2 separate regions of the Homo sapiens genome follow, and region 1 is linked to region 2. Evidence: read pairs that join two places in POLR2A ChIA-PET (ENCODE). Cell type or tissue: B cell. All regions are shown on one strand. Each heading gives the region's core, and the rest is flanking DNA. Links, peaks and the distances in the headings are about the cores only. Region 1 overlaps HERC1 (HECT and RLD domain containing E3 ubiquitin protein ligase family member 1). Region 2 overlaps USP3 (ubiquitin specific peptidase 3).

Region 1 (2,918 bases), core at 282-2,781, 120 kb before region 2:
TTACATGTTGGTATGACATAGAACAATATCTTTTTAAATTTTATTTGATTTTATTATTTATTTTTTTGAGACGGAATCTCGCTCTGTCGCCCAGGCTGGAGGGCAATGGCATGATCTTGGCTCACTGCAACTTCTGCCTCCCGGGTTCAAGCAATTCTCCCACCTCAGTCTTCCGAGTAGCTGGGATTACAGGCACCCACCATCATGCCCGGCTAATTTTTATATTTTTGTAGAGACAGGGTTTCACCATGTTACCCAGGTTGGTCTTGAACTCCTGACCTCAAGTGATCCACCTGCCTCGGCCTCCCAAAGTGCTGAGATTACAGACATGAGCCACCACGCTCGGCCGGAACAATATCTAAAACAGTGGTTCTTTGTGGTTTTGGAGTGGTACTGTTTCAGAATTTAGTGAATGCTATGGATCATCTTAGCCAAAAAATACATACACATAAACTTTACACACAATTTCAGGGGTTAATGGACTCTGCCTTCCCCTCCATTCTACCAAGCTAAGAAACCAGTGACAGCTTTACAGAATGACATGCAAGTGTCGACCTTTCCTCTCATTCTTTGCCTTGTTTCAGAAAGGATTTATGATGCCTGGTTAAGATGCATACAGTAGGCTGGGCTTGGTGGCTCACACTTGTAATCCCGGCAGTTTGGGAGGCAGAGGCAGGCAGATCACCTGAGGTCAGGAGTTTGAGACCGGCCTGGCCACCATGGCAAAACCTTCTTTCTACTAAAAATACAAAAAAGCCAGCCGTAGTGGCGTGCGCCTGTAATCCCAGCTACTCAGGGAGCTAAGGCAGGAGAATCTCTTGAACTCAGTAGTCAGAGGTTGCAGTGAGCTGAGATCGCACCACTGCACTGCAGCCTGGGTGACAGAACAAGACTCCGTCTCCAAAAAAAAAAAAAAAAAGATGTATACAGTATAGCAAAATAAGTGAATTAATAAATTAAAACAAGAAAAATGAGCCTAGAGGAAAATAGAAAGGTAATATAGAACCAAGATTTAGGTTAGAACAACAAAACTTTATACCAGCAAAAGCTTTTTATTACATTTTGTATAATTATATCATTCTTAAACTTCAGGAAGTTCTTGCCAATATCAGGAAATATATAATTATATTTTGGCTTAAACTATAGAGGCATTATTTGAGACTACAAAGTAAACTTTTTTATGAAATGAAGTCCTCACTGAAATAAGTTATAAGTAACCATTTATAAACTAGATTTATTATACAAATTTTCTGAATAGCTTACATCAAACTACATCTGACCAACCTCCTGTTTTTATAAGTAAAGGTACACAGCCACACCCATTTGTTTAGTTGTATCAGTGGCTGCTTTTGCACTATGATGGCAGGGTTGAGTGGTTGCAGCTGAGACTGTGTGCCCTGCAGAGTCTAAAATATTTCCTGTCTGGCCCCTTACAGAAAGTTTGCTAACTCCTGGCATACATTATATATTAGTGAATATTCTTATTTGAAAGCATCTCATTGCTTCTGCATTTAGTATCACATCTCCCCATTTTCTCATAATAGACTCGTTTTTCTCTGTGTTTGTAATGATTTCTCTAGTTTGTGTAAATTATTCTCTGTATTGTGTACATGATGCACCTTATTTTGTCTACATTATTTTCCGTACCTTCCTCCCGTCTTTCCCTCACTTGCTTCTTCCTGTGTCATTCTGATCTTTATTAAAGCTTCCCAACTTTTTGGTCGCCTAGTGATACTCCATTGTATAATCTGGAACCCTGTGAACCATTGCCGTTTGATGTGGCGCGATTCCGAGGCCTGACGGCTTCTGTGCTGCTGGACCTAACATATCTCACTGGCGTTCATGAAGACATGGGCAAACAGAGCACCAAACGACATGAAAAGAAACACCGACATGAATCCGAGGAGAAAGGGGATGTTGAGCAGAAACCTGAGAGTGAATCCGCTTTAGATATGCGAACAGGCCTAACATCTGATGACGTCAAAAGTCAGAGTACCACAAGCTCCAAATCAGAAAATGAAATCGCTTCATTTTCTTTAGATCCAACACTGCCAAGTGTGGAATCCCAACATCAAATAACAGAAGGGAAAAGAAAAAATCATGAACACATGTCCAAAAACCATGATGTAGCCCAGTCAGAAATCAGAGCAGTCCAGCTGTCCTATCTTTACCTCGGTGCTATGAAGTCACTTAGTGCCCTTCTTGGCTGTAGTAAATATGCTGAGCTGTTGCTGATACCAAAAGTTCTGGCTGAAAATGGCCACAACTCAGACTGTGCAAGTTCTCCAGTTGTTCATGAAGACGTGGAGATGCGAGCAGCCCTGCAGTTCTTGATGCGACACATGGTGAAGCGAGCAGTCATGCGGTCACCCATAAAGAGAGCATTGGGATTAGCTGATCTGGAACGAGCGCAAGCCATGATCTATAAATTAGTGGTTCATGGGCTTTTGGAAGACCAGTTTGGGGGCAAAATTAAGCAAGGTATGTTATCTGATTTTTTTTTTTTTTGCTTTTGTGCTGTTGAGATTATTTTCATAATTGTCAGAAGTGATACATTCTGTAAGTGATTTGTAAAAAAAAAAAAATTTTTTTTTTGGTCAAAGCAATTTTCACATCATTTTTTCTTGAAAACAGTTCTTTTTTATTATTTTTCTATTAGTAATCTTCTGTCTATAATTTTGCTATTTTAAACCTATACCAGTGTTAGAACACAGCAATTATTACTACATTTTGTAAAACAAAATTTAACTTATACCAAAAAAAGTATTTATTGATCTGACTCAAAATACATAGTATTCTGGCAAGCATGGTGGCTCATGCCTGTAATCCCAGCACTTTGGGAGGCCGAGGTGGGCAGATCACTTGAGGCCAGGAGTTCTAGACCAGCCTGGCCAACATGGTGAAACCCTGTCTCTACT
Region 2 (2,918 bases), core at 241-2,740:
TTAATGAGCACTTGTCCGTTTTCTTCCCCCCCTCTCCGTATCAACCAAAAATTGACTTTATTCCCCCACAACTAATCTGTTGACTACAAATTAATTTCAGTATCCAAGACAGGTTTACCTAACACTGTCGGACAAATCAACTCACATGGACTAATGAGATTCATAGTCATCTACACCTAGAACTGCACTTCATATCTAGATGCCAATTCTAGAATGCCCAAATCTGCAGAGTCAATAAGTAGAATGCTAAATTTATCCCTCCTGTTACGGTAAATAAAGGAATCCCAACAATTTTTTTTTTTTTTTTTGAGATGGAGTCTCGCCCTGTCACCTAGGCTGGAGGGCAGTGGCGCGATCTCGGCTCACCGCAACCTCTGCCTCTTGGGTTCAAGCGATTCTCCTGCCTCAGCCTCCCGAGTAGCTGGGATTACAGGTACCCGCCACCATGCCCGGCTAATTTTTGTATATTTAGTAGAGATGGGGTTTCACCATGTTGACCAGGCTGGTCTTGACTGACCTCAGGTGATCCACCCGCCTCAGCATCCCAAAGTGCTGGGATAACAGGCGTGAGCCACCACACCCGGCCGGAATTCCAACAATTATTAAGATTGCTAACTAGATATTTAAACACAATTTTTAGAAGATTTTTTTTAAGGCATGTGCCTGTTAGCTCACTTAGTACAATGGAAACCACCAGTGAAAGTAATTTGTTTTGTAACTCAAAGCCAGAAAGGACATACTCTTATAACTCACACATTGTTATCCCCTTGGCTCCTGGTGTGGTATGTCCGCCTTCCTGCTGTTTTCCCATTCCTTAACTCCACGGCGGGCAGTTCTTTGAAATAACAGCAAAACTGCTCAATGTTACTATTTTAAAAGGAAGGGAAAAATATTTTAAAAAGAAAAGAATAGGACTGTAAAGAAAGTTGATGAAGCCTACATATACATTTTGAAACTGCCATTTTTCAATTGTCTCATTTAAACTGTACTCAGTGCAATCTCTTGCATTCAGATTCTTCATTATGATTTTTCCTTCTCTCTAAGAAAACAGTATAGACAGATGACTTTGTAAAAAAACAAAAACAAAAAACAAAGAGCTGAAAACAAAATCTCTTTTCAAAAAAATCCCCAATTCTCCCTCCAGCTATAGGTAGTCACCATTTCTTTCTTTTCGGTTGCTTGTTTCCAGTTATTCAATAATTTCCTCAAATAAAAACAAACCATGAAACCGACCATATTATTTTGATACACTATACAGAATCCTAAGGAGAATTCAGTAGTAATTATAATTTCCTCTTTGAGCAAGAAGAGATAAGCTAAGAGGCAGTGCCTTCCAGGAGAGATCAAATATGCCTTCTGCTTCTTATCAGCAATGTAACCTTGGGAAGATCATTTATTCTGGCCTTTGATGTCTCATTAAAATCTAAAAGTATGCAACTTTCAAAATAATTTATTCTACAAAACTTAAGTCAGCCTTGTTGACTATTTTATTTTTACTACTTGTCTCATATTTTGAAGACATCTCATCTTATGACCTTGATTAACCCATTTATGCCTAGTGTTCCATTATTGGAACGCTAAGCTTCTGGGAGTTATTTATATCTTACTGATCGAGGTCATCACCAACGTCTGATTTTTCATACAGAAAAATTGCAACCTCTGACATAAATGGGTTAAAACTTAACTAATGACTGAAATAAGCTCTCTGAACAAGGCTCTCTGTAACCCAGGGGTCTGCAAACTGTAGCCCACAGGCCAAATCTAGCCCTCCACCAGGCAGCTCTTAAAGCGAGTTTTAAATTTTTAAAGTGTTGTTTTATTTAATTAATTAATTAATTTATTTATTTTTGAGACAGGGTCTCGCTTTGTCACCCAGGCTGGAGTGTAGTGGCGCCATCTTGGCTCACTGCAACTTCCACCTCCTGGGTTCAAGCGATTCTCCTGCCTCAGCCTCCCAAGCAGCTGGGACTAGAGGCGCATGCCACCACGCCCAGCTAATTTTTGTATTTTTAGTAGAGATGGGGTTTCACTATGTTGGCCAGGCTGGTCTCAAACTCCTGACTTTAGGTGATCTGCCCGCCTCAGCCTCCCAAAGTGCTGGTGGGATTACAGGCCTGAGCCACTGCACCTGGCCCTAAAGTGTTGTTTTAATAAAGAGCGGGGGGGTGGGGGATATCTGAGAGAGACTGTAGCCTGAAATACTAAAATGTTTACTATCAGGCCTTTCACAGAAAAAGTTTGCTGACCTCAGTTCTAGCCTATTCAAAAAGCAACCGGAAATAACCGCAAACAACTATTCACTGCAGGACACTGCTCTAAGTACTTTAGACAAATTACATTATTCAATCTTCCCAACTACCCCATGAGGTAGGAACTACTGTCCCCAATTTTACTGATGAGGAAACAAAAGCACAGGAAATTAAGGTATCTTGCTCCAAACCATATGACTAGAGTTAGTGGCAGACGAGATAGGGAGCCAGAGCCCGTGCTCTTAACCTTTAATGTCAGACACTTAAGCTCTGACTGTAGCGTTACCTGAGTGACTGAAGGATGGCATTCATGAAACATGTGTTCCCCAAATTCCGAAGGCCTGTGGCACAAATGGCAGTGGTGCTTCCCTGTAAGTGGTGCAAGAAGAGGCCATCAGTAATGCCAAGGGAAGGCCAACTGTTTCAAACATCAAAGCTAAGGAAAGGCCTCTGAAATCTAGCACCAAGCCAATTTGGAATTGGTCCTTTTCTGTCCAATGAATATTTCAAACAAACTCTCTAGTCTCTGTATAAATGTCTGGATATTTTTAGAAGGCTGTTTCTGATCCTGGGATTGTTCTAAATAGAAGTATCTTATTGAAAGCTTATGAGGAAATCACCATTAATGAGTACCATGGAGTACACAATGCAAAAAACAGGAAATCCTTA

Evidence for each region. Peaks named below come from ENCODE experiments on the same cell type or tissue, not always from the same donor. Only the 100,000 strongest peaks of a DNase experiment are listed, where the experiment ranks them.
Region 1: POLR2A ChIA-PET joins it to region 2 with 7 read pairs; 2 of 35 experiments call an interaction of 5 or more read pairs at or near these places.

What each region holds. Positions count from the first base shown.
Region 1 is chr15:63,673,905-63,676,822 of GRCh38, reverse strand. It overlaps HERC1 (HECT and RLD domain containing E3 ubiquitin protein ligase family member 1), which reads left to right. Exons shown (of 78, transcript NM_003922.4): 38 at 1,706-2,481. Among named protein-coding and RNA genes, the nearest start is that of USP3-AS1, 75 kb to the right of the region's middle. In B cell, for the core only: no CTCF peak of the experiment used is centred there; no DNase peak of the experiment used is centred there; H3K27ac peaks cover 1,292 bases.
Region 2 is chr15:63,557,806-63,560,723 of GRCh38, reverse strand. USP3 (ubiquitin specific peptidase 3) reads right to left here. Exons shown (of 15, transcript NM_006537.4): 6 at 2,536-2,618; 7 at 754-867. Among named protein-coding and RNA genes, the nearest start is that of FBXL22, 38 kb to the left of the region's middle. RefSeq lists an enhancer at 486-1,039. In B cell, for the core only: no CTCF peak of the experiment used is centred there; no DNase peak of the experiment used is centred there.